Linked DNA regions of Mus musculus: region 2 is linked to region 1. A link is a loop called in an ENCODE intact Hi-C map of the cell type or tissue named here. Cell type or tissue: gastrocnemius. All regions are shown on one strand.

Region 1 (8,000 bases):
CTACTCTCTGACCTGAGTTCAGTTCCCATCACCCACAGCAAGTGGCTTACTACTGCCTGTAACTCTAGTGTCAAGAGATTCAACACCATGTTTCCGGCCTCGGCAGACACTGCATGGGTGTGCACATTGCACACTGAATGACACATGCTTAATAAATAAAACTATCAGGAAATCTTAAGAAGGAAGGGACACAGGAACAAGGGAAAGACTGTTTAGGGTAAATAAATTTCTGACCTACGCAAAGTCTTTTTTGGGACTGAAGGAAGAAAGAAGATGCTGTTGTCTGTGGAGCTGGATTGAATCCTGGCATGGCAGATGAGGGTGTTATTATCACTTAGCTACCCCTCTAGCCTTAAATAGATAACTACTACACAAAAATATCGCAGTGCAGTATTCCAGTGAGAATACTGAAGCTGTTGCAGGCGGTAAAGTAATTAATAAAGGTAATGTGCTTATCATTTGGGCTTTGATGAGTTGTAATTAGCTAAAAAGTTGAAGGGCTTTTATGTGTTCCAAGTTAATTTAGTGGGTATGCATTCCAGTGCCTAAGGGAGGCAGAGACGTTGAAGAGCCTGCGCTTTGAAATCATGAAGTGTGAAAGGGGTTTTTTTACAAGTACCCTAGATAAAGCCAAACTTTGAAAATATGCTTAGCGCTCTCTTCAAGTCAGCTAGCTACTATACCTATGTATACTTAGTGGTAGCAGCATAAAAGGTCTGAAATGGATAGCAAAGCATCCTCGGTTTGAGCATGCACATGAGTTCAGATTCTCTTCCTGTGCAGTTGGACAACAGTGGTTAAGAAATAGAGCTATCACCTCAGCAAGGAGGGTACACTGAGAATATTCTGCCGGCAGCCTTTAGTGTTTTTGCTAGATTCTAAATTCATTTCTTGTAAAGTTTGATGAAGAGAATACCATGCAAGTGGGAGAAATCTTTATAAAGCAAAAAGTCTTTAGAGGTGTTCTCTTGTTCCAATCATTCAAACATGTGACCCCAGAACAAAGACAGAGCATCCTGTATCCCCACTCTAGTAAACGATGTTATTGGCCCACTAAGATTTCATACTTAGGACAAATTTTCCGAAGTGTTCTTTCTCTGAAACTTTTACTGTTGAAAGTTACAAAGACTGATCAGAGAATTTTCTTATCACTTATGCAGTGATTAAAAATGCTTGCAATGCGCCTAAGGGCAGAGATGGCACACATCAAGGTGGATACACATCACAGTGGCTACACATCAGGGCTGCATTTCAGCCTTTCTGTCTCTAAGACAAGTGACAATATCATATCAGCTTTCTCAAGCACCAGCAGCAAGTCTGAGGGCCAACTAGGATGGGCAAACCATCCCAAGAGAAAGCTGTCCCAGTCACACACAAACATCTTTGCTTTAAAACATTAACAGCAGAAACCTAGTAAACTCAATTATAATCACTGGCATTTCAAAAGTGGATTCTGACTGCTTATGTGTTTCACCAGCTGAGCATGTGACAGTTCATCTTTATGCAATTGTAACTCTGCTTTGTCAGCTGAGTCCACTTAAACCTGAGGAGTTTCTGGTGCAGTCACCCATGGAGGAACCAGAGTGCAAGTCCAGCTTCCAGAACCTTCCCTTGGCACATTTCATTCATTCAGCCTAAAAATGGAAACAACCTAACATGCTCACTTTCTAAAGAGAGGCCGGTAGAAAATCTATAGCAACCTAGAATGCTACAGGAAGGAGTCGCAAGAGAAAATGGTTGCAATCATTTAAGAGTAAATTACAAAAAGGTTTGTGCCAACCAAGAGACACTATGAACCTGGATTTGAAATCACTAAACTTCATAGAAACCCATCAAAGCATGTGATGTCATGAATCTGAGCTTACATAAGAATTTAGTTTCTTAAACAAGTTAATTATTTGTTAAATTGTAATATATTCCAATTTGATTTTGCAATTTTTTTCTCTGCGCTGTGGTGCATGGCAATGGTTCTCAACCTGTGGGTCGCAACGCCATGGGGAGAGTGGAAAGACCTTCTCACAGGAGTTGCCTCAGACCACTGAAAAACTCAGATATTTACATTATGATTCATAACAGTAGCAAAATTACTGTTTTGAAGTAACAACAAAATTATTTTATAGTGGGGGTCACCACAACATGAGGAAATGTATTAAAGGGTCACAGCATCAGGAAGGTTGAGAATCACTGGCGCATAGCATCAGTTTTATTCAATACTTAGTGTTTATCTGTATTTATCTTGAACCTTTCCCATAAGGTCACAAAACTTACACTTTTCTCATGAGTTGCTCTACAACTTAAAAACTATATTAGTAATATAAGATAAACCTCTAATAAATGTTCACATTTGCATGTAAAATTGTTTATTGATTTTTATCCAATTCTTATTATTTCATAATGGTTAGCTGTGATTGTTAATTTCTTATGATATACATCAATTTCTTTGATGGGTCACTGGTTATGAGTACAAATCACTCAGAGTTTAAACCTCAGCTTTGCTATTCCCAAGGTCTGGGACATGGGATTGTACTGCAGTTCTGGGCATTCCACTCTGCAAAGAAGCTCCTTATGTCAGCAAGTAAACAGCTCAAAGTAGCTTCAGGAACTCCCTAATCTGACCAGATGCGCTAGGACCTCCCAAGAGTACACAATGAAGACTACGGAATCATTACAGATAAGCCAAGCTGCAAAGAATATCCTCAAGCCAGAGCAGCTGCCCGGAAGAAACCAGCTGGCTACCTGCAGAAGCTTAGACCAACGGGGGCAGCTGACACTCTCTAGCCTGCTGAGCTGCCTGGAGACTGCGCACTATGCTCCAGGTTCCCAGATTTCGTCAACTGTCACCCATCCTGGGGTGCGCTTTGATGGTGCATCTTTCTTTGAGTTATTTCTGCTCCTGTAAGCAACCCTTCACCCATATTCCTGTAAGTAACTTCAATAAAACTCATGGGTTCCCTAAGCTGGACTTTGGTATCATCTGTATTATACATCCATAAAATCTGTTGTGGGATCCCTATCTTGACTGAGTAGATATATGTTTTGGGTCTCCCCAGGAAAAGTTTCATAACACAATACCTGGGCCAATTTCTTTCATCAACTTTGTCACATAGAAACTGAGAACATCTATTTTACATCTTTCAGTGAGTTGCCTGAAGTTTGAGTCCATTTATGTAAGAAGACACACAATGCCTGACACGCAATATGGTGATATTGTTTCCACTTCCATCTATATCATCCTTACTATCATCCTACCCTTACACAGAAGGATGCCCAGTATATATCAGGCTTGCAAGAAATATGAATCCATTTGAGTTTCTAAAATATATATAAAACTATTGTTCCTTTAACCTCAAATATTGGCATATATAGAATAGATATTTGGCACATGTGCTCACTGCGATACATAGAAATGTTCTTGTCAAGATATATTCTGCCTAGGCTTGGTTTTATTTTATGATAAGGGAGAGAGAGAGAGAGGGAGGGAGAGAGAGAGAGAGAGGGAGGGAGGGAGGGAGGGAGGGAGGGAGAGAGAGAGAGAGAGAGAGAGAGAGAGAGAGAGAGAGAGAGAGAGAGAGAGAGAGAGAGAGAGAGAGAGAGAGAGAAAGTCAGGAAAGTCGTGCTGTTTAGCTTAACTAAGAGACCGCTAGAGGGAGCTCTGGCTTCAAGATTTCTAATAGAGCTACTGTGGGCAAGGAATGCCGCAGTTTGCTCTTTGCATCATAGCCTGTGGAAAAGTCATTGATGGGAAAAATTCGAAAAAGAGGGGAGTCATAACAGGATGGAGGGAGTAGGAGAGGGAAGGAGGAAGAACTTCTAGAAACTGCTTAGAAAACGTGAATCAGCAACGTTTTCAAGACTCAACAGAGCAGCCTTCCACTCTGAGAAAGGGGTGACGGCCCCACAGCCCCCCTTTCCCCACAGAATAGTTGTTACCTGCGTCTTTGCGCCGGTGCTGTACAAACCAGCCGTCCTTCCCATGGCGGCAGCGCTTGGGATGCAGAAGAGAAATGAAGGGATCACGTTGCTGAGGCCATGGGCCAAAAATTCCTGCGAGATTAGTTATGGGAGAATGGAACATTTCTTTATCATAATCCCCTTCTATGGTCCCAGGTACAATTCGTCAAAGAATGAAGCTTGTTTATGCTCAGCTACTATTCACCGCACCAGCTAAGATGTAATAGTTTATAATAAAAATAGCTAACATTCATAGCCTGCTTGCAATCCTCCAAAGTCTATTCTAAGAGCATCACTCAGCTCTCATAATGAACTCATGAGGAGATTTTAAATTATTCATGATTTCCACTGCCCCATGGCCTATCCCTGTTTTCTAAGTATTCCCAGTTGGGATTTTACTCTCACCCTTTCCTCAATGACCTCTGCCTTACCAACTCCAACCTGGTATGAAGAAGCATTTTCCACAACTGCTCATTCTATCCTCCTTAAAAGGTCCCTTTGATCGGCTTCCTGTACCCCACACTTTCCAAGCTTGCCTCTATCTCTCCACCTGTCACTTCTCAGTTTCTTTTGTTATCTAACCGATTGCAATTGTAGGACCCTTTCTATTGTCTGTCCACATCTTAACTGTCCAAACACACCCTGGCAACTCCCAAATCTACATCTTCAGCTTAGACTACTCTTCTTAACTCTGGATTGCTACATCCAACCTACTATTTGTCATCAACATTTGATGGCTAATGGGAAATCAGTAACTACTTGTACTGGCTGGTTTTGTGTGTCAACTTGACACAAGCTGGAGTTATCACAGAGAAAGGATCCTCCCTTGAGGAAATGCCTCCATGAAATCCAGCTGTAAGGCATTTTCTCAATTAGTGATCAAGGGTGGGAGGGCCCACTGTGGGTGGTACCATCCCTGGACTGGTAATCTTGGGTTCTATAGGAGAGCAAGCTGAGCAAGCCAGGGGAAGTAAGCCAGTAAGTAACATCCCTCCATGGCCCCTGTATCAGCTCCTGCTTCCTGACCTGCTTGAGTTCCAGTCCTGAATTCCTTTGGTGATGAACAGCAATGTGGAAGTGTAAGCTGAATAAACCCTTTCCTCCACAATTTGCTTCTTGGTCATGATGTTTTGTGCAGAAAAGGGACCCTGACTAAGACACTAACTACCCTATAGGTTTCTACCATCCTAATCACATCACTTCAAGTCTAGGCCCCAGCCTGTACAGTTATCCATGACTCTTCCCATGTACATGGGTACAGCACACTGCCCATCCACATGTGCCCTCCTTGAAAGCCATGATAATGAGGTCTGTGATTTGACATCGAAGAAGGGAGACCCGAGGAGTTTCTGAGTTTCACATTCATCTGTGTTGTTTACTGTTTTATCCCTGGCACCTATAGTGGAGCTTAATAGACATACACAGAGAGAACGGAGGTCCCCAAACCTCAGTGTGAACTCTATGTGCGGGTAACTCTGCACTGGTCTGCAGTCTACTGCAGCTTCTGTTCAGGACCAGAGAGCTCTACAAGGCCTTGGGGCATGAAAAAGACACTGGGAGAATGGATTCAGTAAACAGGTTGTATGTGCACTCTTAGGTCTGTAGGAACAAAACTTCACATCCCGAAGGGCCTTAAGAAGAGTAATTACTAGTGTTCCACTTTGAAATCCCTAAGTTTTCAAAGTTATCTATCATGAAATGATAACCACCCTTGGATTCTCTCCTAAAACCAAATGAAAGAGCATGAAGGTGTGTGTGTTTCTTTAAAAATATATTAGAAGGATCAGTGCGATGACTCGGTGGGTAAAGGCACTTGCTACCAAGCCTGCTGATGTGAGCTCAATACAAGGGACTCACACAGTGGAAACAAAGAACAAAGGCTTTCCTCTGACAGACATATAGATAAAAAGAGGGAATGATGAAATTAATATGCTATACTCTGTGAAAGCTAGGTTCTAAGCTTCCTGTGAGTGACTCAGAGACTTCCCTATTTTGTTCTGCCCATGCTTGCTACACATTTAGAAAAGTTGTCTTTTCAGGCGTTTGACATTTTCAGTATCTGAGAGGCCACAGAACAGTGAAAATCCCTGGCTAGAGAGGGCCTGGGGGCACACTCCACCTGGTTGTCATCAACTGAATATTTGAACTTCTTGGCAGATCCTTGTGCGAGAGCCAGCGAGGCCACATAGCCTACAAGTGCAACTCCGAAAGCTTCAGTGAGCACTGCAGAGAGGATGTTCATTGGGGGAGCACGGGGAGGAGGAATCCTATGGAGAGAAAGACTGGATTGAAGTTATGAATCTATAATAACTTGCCATGAAATCTCCTGCACTAGTGTTTCTGAAGAGAAAACTAAGCAGTCTCGCCCTGTAAAGCCCTATATCTTCAATATTATTTAGCAGAAAAGCAAAATTGTAAGAAATAACACAAGGAGAGTCCCATGCATCTAACTGACACTCACACCCAGGGAATCCAGGTCTTACCGCAGAATTCTGACTTGACAAAGGTTTCTTGTAGGAAACAAAAGCATATCTGACCCTTCTTTCATTTGAACCTTTCCAAATATTTATTTGGCCAGCACTGGAGCCACGTTTCCTCCCTCAAATGCTGCAGAGTTTCAGGCAAACACTAGCTTACTGTCGACTAATCTCCAAATACGCCATTGACTTCATTATGGTAATTACATTTTTAACTCAATCCTTTCACGAGACAGTTAATCATGCCTTCCATACGCTAAAGAAAACATGCAGGAAGATCTCATCTCCTCTCTGTTGCAAAAGAGACCACACTTAGCTTCATTTCAAAGTCGTCTTTAAAGCATTTCTCAGATAATACCCAGCCATTATGTCTTATTGTCCCTTGAAAAGTATGTAAGCCAAATGACCATTTACGTATTCGTTGTCATGCTGGGAGACTTAACCCCACCCCTGAAGGAATTCCTGTGGTAAAAAATAAAGGAAGGGGGGAGTTATTTCTTACTGGTTAATTGTCTTATTACCTAGTGTGTGAGTGGAGCCTGGACTCTTTCTCATTAACTGTTTCATTTCATTTTCTCAGCAACTCCGAATCAAGTATACCACAACCGCAGTTGGGATGAGAAAATTCTTGGAGGAAGGTTGCAAGGAGGAGAACCTTTCTAAGCCATGCCTTCCTGCAGTTCCGTAAGGGGATTTCTCAGAAGGGAATATGAGCAGGAGTAGAAGGAGATGTTGTGTCTGAGTGCTATGTATGCTTTGCTCCCCAAACACTGTGACTATACATCCTAAGATAATATACAAAACTTGAAGTGAAGAAATTAAACTTCTAGTTCATTAAAACTAAATGTGGTTAATTAATAACAAGACCTGGACTGAAGAAAAAACAACTGGTTTTCCAATAAAAAGCAGAGAAACCCTTAGGAAACTAAGAGTTGATTTAGGAGACCCACCTTTGCCTGCGTCTGCACAGGCCAGCTAATGCAGAGGATTCTATTTTTAATTAACCGTTTTTTGTTTTGTTTCTGAGAATTTTCCTACTATTCCTTTACTTTAAGAAGACGAAAAATAAAACTCAAAGGACCCAACAATTCTTACATTGCCTCAAAATTAGACTTTGTCTGTATCTGTTTTATTCGGCCCATTAGAAAGTTATGAACTCACAAGGTATTTTTGTCCTTCTCTGCCATAGCTTGCCAGCCTAGTTTTGAAAGGACTTTTGTTCTTTCACGGTGTGGAACATGTGACATATTCTCTTGACGCCTGGAGGGGGACTGGAGAGAGGTGGGATGCCAGGCCATCTCTGCCTGTCTCTGTACCACTCTTTGCAGGCCTTTGGGATTCCAGTTCTGCGGGTGCTTCTTCATGCTTGTCATAACTTAAGTGATAAAGGTGGCCACAAGAACAAGTGTGGCTGAGCAGTTACGGTAGATCAGATCCAAGCCTTGGAAAGTTTAGCAACGCCCACTATTTTTCAAGCCATATCTTTGGAAATTCTTTTGGAAATTCTTTACTTGAAGCGATGCTGCATTAGCCAATCACATGCTCATTTAATAACAGGTTAGCTTATAGCCT
Region 2 (8,000 bases), 370 kb after region 1:
TGCTTCAATGGATTTCCCAGATGCTTTTAAACACTATGCATTAAGAAACCTAAAAATTTATCTCCTGCAATGTCATAATTCTACTTGTAAAAAATCTAAGAAATGATGAAAAAAATAAACACAATGCCTTTTAAATGTTGCTTAGTTGACAGTTTTTATAATGATGAAAACACTTCCATGTAAATCGTTGGGAAATGGTTGGTTCTATTGATTATGTATCAGAACTCCATTGTGTGAATGCTTGATAACAGGAAAACATCCATGCCACCTATGGGTCAGAATAATACATGAGAATAGTACACGTGAGTACCTGAAAACTGTTTTCAGGTAGTAGAATTATACATACTTTGCCTTTTCGCTCATTTCTCTTATTTTCAAAATTTTCTGCACTAAACATAAACTATAAGCAAGCCAAGTACTACTTGTTAGCTAACATTTTATCCTCCATTCCAGAAAAGACTTCTGGGATATGGACATTTATCTGATGGATGATCAGGGACCACAGTGGCTTTTTTATTTACCCTTTTTATTTTTATGAATATTGTCAGTGAGCAAGGCACCACTTGCTTTTGCCATTTGTTGAAACATGTCAGTTTATAATCCTGTCTGTCATTTTGAAGAAACACATTAAGCTCCTAAGTACATGAGAAGTCATGAAGACACGATGGGGAATTTTTTCGGAGATGTTTAAAGTGTCCCCCTGCTTTGCTCTTTGCAGCTCCTCGGTAGGTAGCGCCCTTCCCCGGAGACGCTGCTGTGCGTATGTCACCATCGGAATGATATGTATTTTCATTGCAGTTGGATTAACTGTGAGTACCACTTGTTTGTTTCCTCATTCTGATACAGGGGCCCATGGAGCAGAGGCTGGTCTTTGAGTTCATGATCCTCTTTCCTCTACCTCCCAAGTGCTAGGATTATAGGTGTACTCTTCTATGCCAAGAGACTGAACACTACTCTTACAATTCTTTCTGCAAGTTTATCAACTTTAGTCTGTGGTGAGACTTGGTACACCCTTCAGAGATCCCCAAGTTAGTGGTCACTCAGCACGACAGGCTCCTGAGCTTCTGAGGGACTGTGGTCAATCAGATACCCAATCCTTGGATATGTCTTTATTTCCCATTAGTTAATTATTTTAAAAAAAACTATCCATTTTTATCTGATTTTATATGTATAGGCATTTTTTTGTGTGCGTGCATACCCGGTGCCCATGAAGGCCAGCAGAAGGTGTCAGATTCTCCGAGGCTGGGTTGTGAGGCCTGATGAGAATCTAATCTAGGTCCTCTGGGTGAGCAGTCAGTGCTCCTACCCACACCATCTCTTCAGCCTTATAAAAGATTTTATGACATTATATTAACCTTATGAGCTTGTTTCATTGTGCGTGTCCTGTTCCTAATGAAGTCTGCCTATCTAGAGAGAGGTTGGTTGTGCCTATTTGAAAGTCTTTAGCACTGAGAAATTCACTATTTGTCAAAAGCCCATTTACTTTTGTTGAGTTGGCAGAACCAACGTTTTATGGTCATGAAATATCTTCTACTCAAAACAACATTTGCTATGAGAATGAGTTAGTTTCAGAGGAGACTGAAGTTGAGCAGTTGGCATGGAAATCACTCCAGACAAAGACAGGGAGTTGATCTTTGCTTTCTGTGTTCTGTGTTCCTTGGTTAATATACCTGGTCCCATATCATTAGCAGTGCCACATGGGAGTGAATATTTACATGGGTTAAACACCTTACAAAGATAACTTCACATGAGTTCAGGGGTTTCCAGGCATGCATCACTATGTCTGGCAGTGCGCTTCTCTATTTACTTCATAAAATTTGTAGTTATACAAGTATCATTGTTGTCTGTCGATTAGAGTCAAGAGCTACATGTAGTCTTACAGGTACTTAGTGGCTTCAGTTTGGAAATACACTTCATATTATCACAAACAGGGAGGCCAACACAAGTTTTCCAAAAGGACATTTCCTTAAAGTTTCTAATCTCTTGCTTTGATGTTATTTTTCGTTTCAGGTTGGCACACAAGATTTTTCAAGGCGATTTCATGCAACCTATGTGTCTTGGGCAATTGCTTATCTGCTAGGTTTGATTTGCCTTATCCGAGCTTGTTACTGGGGCGCAATCAGAGTCAGTTATCCAGAGCACGGCTTTGCTTAAGTCTCCTCATGAATCCTTGATGCAGGCGAGAGTGTCCAGTAGTCCTTGAGAAGCTCTGCTGGACGCCTTCAAATCATTTATCCTCCTGGATTCCATCCTGGTTTGTATAGTAGTCTCAAGAATTTGTGAGTCTTTTCTGAACAGACGCTCACTGAAGTACATTATATGCAAGTTCATTTTGCTGCTAGGTTTTCAGACTTGGAAAAATAAAGCTGTGTCTCTGTTCTTTTAAATCATAAAGGTATTTTTGCATTTGTCCTCCCACGTTATATCTAATATCAGTCTTTCATTATGTTTAAACCAGTTGTTCCATTACTTGTTGCTGTGGGACTATCCCCAAGAAGTGTTTATAAATGTTTCTACAATAGGGTCACATTTATACTTACATTTTAAACAGAATTGCTTGCTTTAAAAATCTAAGCAATATGCATTTTTGCTTGAACTGCTTACTGTAATTTTAACCTAAGAGTATAGATACCTTATTCAGGAAAAACAAATTGAGTGTACTTTGAAAAACTTGACATTCTTGTCAGAGAATCATTTCTAGATAGTATATGCTTGTTTTTTTTGTTTTTTTTTTTTTTTGTTATTGTTTGTAGAAAGATACAATATTTTGGTAGTAAATTAAAATACCTAGGATGAACATATATATAGTCCACAGTTGGAGATGTTAGATAAATGTCTTTTCTCTAAGATTACAGGACTTTTTGCCTTTCAGTCTTGTCTTTTTATTTAGCATTTACAAAAATCTGGTCTGGATTTATGGAATTTAATGTTACTCTGCTGAATGTATTCCTTTATAAACTGGAGGAAGTATTTCAGACAACATGTTTTATAATACTTCATCATCTCGTCAAAGACATGTTGACACTGGGTTGCAGTCCTTTTCATTCAATCATGGTAAACTTATCTTCTTGACATCTGTGTACACCCGCTTCTCTGGGAAGAGAACTTAGGACTTTTTTGCTTTAGCTGAAAGTTAGAATTAGAGATTCTCTTACCATTTCTCACCTGGTCAGATAATGACTCGACTTCTTCAAGAGAACGGATCAGAGAGAGAGAGTTTCATCGTCACCTAAAACTTCGCGTGGAATTCATGGACTCAGCTCTTGCACTGCCCAGTTTTGCAGTTTAGAAGGAATTCCTTGAGAGTCAGTGGTCTAAACTCTTTCACATTGTAGAATTAGACAATGAGATGCCCTGAATACATTAGTAGGTGATTCCAAGGGACAAGACTAATGTTCTAAATTATTTATGTTCCTGATTAATATGAAAATGTACTTAATGCAAAGTCGGAGTCAGCTACACCTCAAAGAGAAAATGATAAATGTATAAATGAAGTAGCTCAGGATTCTATGTACCTTTGAAAATATGCTAATAAAGATTATTATTCAAAAATCACTTTGTTCTATTTCTTCCTAAAAAATTAGATTTTATTTCCAAAATTTACTTTGAGATCTTGCTGTGAAATATTCATATTAAGGAAGACAGACCATTTTTGGATAATGTTCCTTTATCTTTTTTATTCTGTTTTCATTACTATGTTTTAAATATTTTTATTTGGTATGCTATGGTATTGTTAGCACACTGTATATTCAGAATAAAATAATCAGTGTCTTGTCTTAATGACAGTACTTTGTAACAGCTCTCACATTGTATTCTATGCTATTTGACAATATCCTTCCGGAATGTATCTATGGGATGGATATATGTGACAGTTTGTTCATATGCTCATCCCCACTTGGATACCTTCCTGGTAAGGAAAGAATGAATATGCATGGGGGATTGGATTATTTTTAGTGCTTATATATACTTGGGTCAGTATTTATTTGTATTTTATTATTATTATGAATTTGTCTGTTTACTTTACATTCCTGTCACAGCTTCCTCTCCCTCATCTCTGCCTAGCCCCTCCACTCTCCTTTCCTCCCTTCCCCTCATCCATACTTCTTCCCCTTCTCCTCAGAAAATGGGAAGCCTCCCATGGGCGTCCACCAGACTTGGCATATCCAGTTGCAGTAAGACTAGGTACATCTTCTGTTGAGGCTAGACAAGGCGACAAGGCATCCAGATAAGAGAAAGGCAGGCTGTGTAGCTTAAAGCTTAAAGCTTACTTTAGGAATCCCACATGAAGACTCAGCTGTACAACTGTTACATGTACGAAAGGCCCAGGTCCATCCCATGTCTGGGTAGCCCTCTGGGTAGCAATTTAGTCTTTATGAGCCCCTATGGGATCAGGTTAGTTGATTTTGCAGGTTTTTTTTTTGGTGTCCTTGACCCCTCTGGCTCCTTCAGTTCTTCCTCCCACTCTTCCAGAGGATTCCCTAGGCTCCACCTAATGTTTGGCTGTGGGTCTCTGTGTTGCATGAAATATTAAAAAAGCAATCCATGCTACCGCTGGCTTGGAACATGCAGACAGGCCGGCCTGTCCTCAGCCCAACACAAGCCAACTCAGCTCCGAAATCTCTCCACCGGGCTAGCGAAGTTTCCATGGCGGGCTGTGGCCATGACCGCCCCATGCTTCCAAATTCCCAAGGCTGGCTGGGGTGCCCTGCTGCCGTACCTTTCTCTGGAACCCAGTTGAGTCACCGAATGAAGGAAAACACCACACAATCTTAGTTTAGAATCAACAGGTAACACAATTGCCGGGCACAGAAGCTACCATCCTAATTTTGTAAGCTGTTCTGTTAAACCCTGCAGTGGCGGATCCAATCTGCCACCTAAATGGGAGGGGGGTGTCCAGCTACCTACATTGTGGCTCCATGTTTCATTATCACAGTTCCTGCCACCAGGGTTTCCATGGTCCCCATGTGGCAGCTACCCTACTCCTACTCCTGCGGCAGATCCTGCTCACATTCCCAGCCATCCATCCGGTTGTTAGCTGTCATTGATCCCTGTAACCTGGCAAAATTGAAACTCTAGAGGCTTGTTATTCATCAGTCAGACTTATATCAGTGAATTTTCAACCACAAAACACCCACATAAAGAACTTAAAACTCAACTGCTATAAACACAAGCTGCACACTTAGATGGGACAAACACACCGTACTTACTATTTAATCACCTAAGAAGTCCCCAGTACTTATGGCTCCGAGGACTGCTTGGTTCTGGTTCCTCTTCCTCTCTTATAGATTCCATCTTGTCTCCTCATCTCCGTCTGCCTCTCTGTCTCTCTGTCTCTGTACTTGTCTCTCAAACTCTCAACCCACCTTCTTTTCCCACTGTCCAGTCACAGGCTTTAGCCTTAACTTGTGCCTGCCCTCACCTGCATAGAGACAGCAATCCACATCTCTGCATCAGTTGCTGGGTGAAGCCTCTCAGATGACAGTTATGCTAGGAGTCTTGCCTGGTTATAGGTGATAGCCAGTTCAGATCCCTTATCCCCTATTGCCAGGAGTCTTAGCTAGGATCACTCTCATAGATTCCAGGGAATTTCCATTGTCCTGGGTTTCTAGCTAGGATGTTTCTTTCCCTACAGTCTCCCCTTCCATCCCCTCTCCACCTCACCCCTCCTATTCCCACCCCCAACCATTCCTTGACCCAGTCCCCTCCCTCCACTTCTGATGTCAAATGTGTTTCCCCTTCTCAGATTCAAGCATCCTGCCTTAGCCCCTCATTGTTACTTAGCCTCTTTGGGTCTATGGATTATAGCATGGTTAGCCTATACTTTATGGCTAATAACTACTTATAAGTGAGTACATACCATGCTTGTCTTTCTGGGTCTGTGTTACCTCATGCAGGATGATCTTTTCTAGTTCCATCCATTTGTCTGAAAATTTCATGATTTCGTTGTTTTTAATAACTGAGTAGTACTCCGTCGTGTGAATTTACCACAGTTTCTTTATCCATTCTGAAGCTGCCTAGGTTGTATATAGTTTATGGCTATTATGAGTAAAGCTGCTATGAACATAGTTGAGCAAGTGTTCTTGTAGGATAGTGGAGCATTTGGGGGGTATATGTCCAGGAGTGGCATAGTTGGGTCTTAAGGTGGAACTATGCCCAATTTTCTGAGAAACTGCCAAATTGATTTCCAAAGTGGTTGTATATGTTTGAACTCCCACAAGCAATGGAGGAATGTTCCCCTTGTTTCAACATCCTCGACAGCATGAGCTGTTACTTGAGGTTTTGAGCGTAGCCATTTTGATAGGTGTAAGTTGGGATCTCAGAGTTGTTTTGATTTGCATTTTCCTTGTGACTTTGGATGGTGAACATTTCTTTATGTGCTTTTTGGCTATAAGAGATTCCTCTGCTGAGAATTCTCTGTTTACATCTGTACCCCATTTTTAATTGGGTTATTTATTTTGTTGGTGTCTAATTTTTTGAGTTCATTATATATTTTGGATATCAGCCCTCTGTCATGTGCGGAGTTGTTGAAAATCTTTCCCATTCTGTAGGCTGCCGTTTTTTCCTTTGATGCTGTCTTTTGCCTTACAGAAGTTTTGCAGTTTCACGAATTCCCATTTATCGTTGATCTTCGTGCCAGGGTTGTTGGTGTTCTGTTCAGGAAGTTGTTTGCTGTGCCAACGCTTTCAAGACTATTCTCTATGTTCTGTTCCTTTAGATTTAGTGTATCTGGTTTCAAGTTGAGGTCTTTGATCCACTTGGACTTGAGTTTTGTGTAGGGTGACAGGCATGGATCTATTTGCATTCTTCTACACGCAACCATCCAGTTAGACCAGCACCATTTGCTTTCTTTTTTCCTATTGTATAATTTTGGTTCTTTGTCAAAGTGTCTGTAGGTGTGTGGATTTGCTCCTGGTTCTTCATTTCTATTCCACTGAACTTGTCTGCATTTGTTCTGTAGTACAGCTTGAAATCGGGAATGGTGACACTACCAGAAGTTCTTTTATTGTACAGGATTGTTTTAGCTGTTCTGGCCTTTTGTTTTGTTTTGTTTATTTCACATGAAGTCGAGTACTGTTCTTTCAATGTTTGTAAAGAATTCTGTTGGAATTTTGATGGGACTTGTGTTGAATCTGTAGATTGCTTTTGGTAGGATGGCCAGTTTTACTATGTTAATCTTATGGATCCATGAGTATGGGAGATCTTTCCATCTTCTTTATCTTCTTTAGTTTCTTTCTTCAAAGATTTGAAGTTCCTGTCATATAGGTCTTTCACTTGCTTGGTTAGAGTTACACCAAGATATCTTATATTATTTCTGGCTATTGTGAAGGGTGTTGTTTCACTAATTTCTTCCTTAGCCCATTTACCAGTTGTATATTGGAGGGCTACTGCCTTTTTTTTTTTTTTTTTTTTTTTTGATTAATTTTATATCCAGCCCCTTTGCTGAAGGTTTGTTTTTTTTTTTTTTTTTTTTTTTAATCAGATAGAGGAGTTCTCTGGTAGAATTTTGGGGCTCACTTTTGCGTCCTAGCTAAAACTTCAAGTACTATATTGAATAGGTACAGATAGAGTGCCAGTTTTGTCTAGTCCTTGATTTTAGTGGAATTGCTTTAAGTTTCTGTCCATTTATTTTGAAGCTGGGTATCAGCTTAATGTGTATTGCCTTAATTGTGTTTAGATATATGCCTTGTATTCCTGATCTCTCCCAGACTTATATCATAAAAGGGTGTTGGATTTTTGTTAAAGGCTTTTCAGCATCTAATGAGATGATCATGTGGTTTTGTTCTTTCAGTTTGTTTATATGGTAGATTACATTGATCGATTTCTGTATGTTGAACCATCCCTCCACTTCTAGGATAAAGCCAACTTGATCATGGTGGATGATGTTTTTGATGGGTTATTGGATTCAGTTTGCAAGTATTTTTGCATCAATGTTCATAAGGATATCGGTCTGAAATTCTCTTTCTTGGACGAGCCTTTGTGTGGCTTCATAAAAGGAATTT

The links. Peaks named below come from ENCODE experiments on the same cell type or tissue, not always from the same donor. Only the 100,000 strongest peaks of a DNase experiment are listed, where the experiment ranks them.
Region 2: it touches region 1 in a loop (4-fold over the local background); 28 of 42 quality-filtered maps call a loop at or near these places.

The regions. Positions count from the first base shown.
Region 1 is chr4:14,540,232-14,548,231 of GRCm38, forward strand. Slc26a7 (solute carrier family 26, member 7) reads right to left here. Exons shown (of 19, transcript NM_145947.2): 8 at 6,071-6,218; 9 at 3,931-4,044. Among named protein-coding and RNA genes, the nearest start is that of Slc26a7, 78 kb to the right of the region's middle. In gastrocnemius, a CTCF peak has its summit at 3,655 (motif pointing right); a DNase peak (open chromatin) is centred at 3,664.
Region 2 is chr4:14,911,714-14,919,713 of GRCm38, forward strand. Pip4p2 (phosphatidylinositol-4,5-bisphosphate 4-phosphatase 2) reads left to right here. Exons shown (of 7, transcript NM_028264.4): 6 at 719-809; 7 at 2,011-3,547. The coding sequence ends at 2,154. Among named protein-coding and RNA genes, the nearest start is that of Gm11837, 15 kb to the right of the region's middle. In gastrocnemius, no CTCF peak of the experiment used is centred here; no DNase peak of the experiment used is centred here.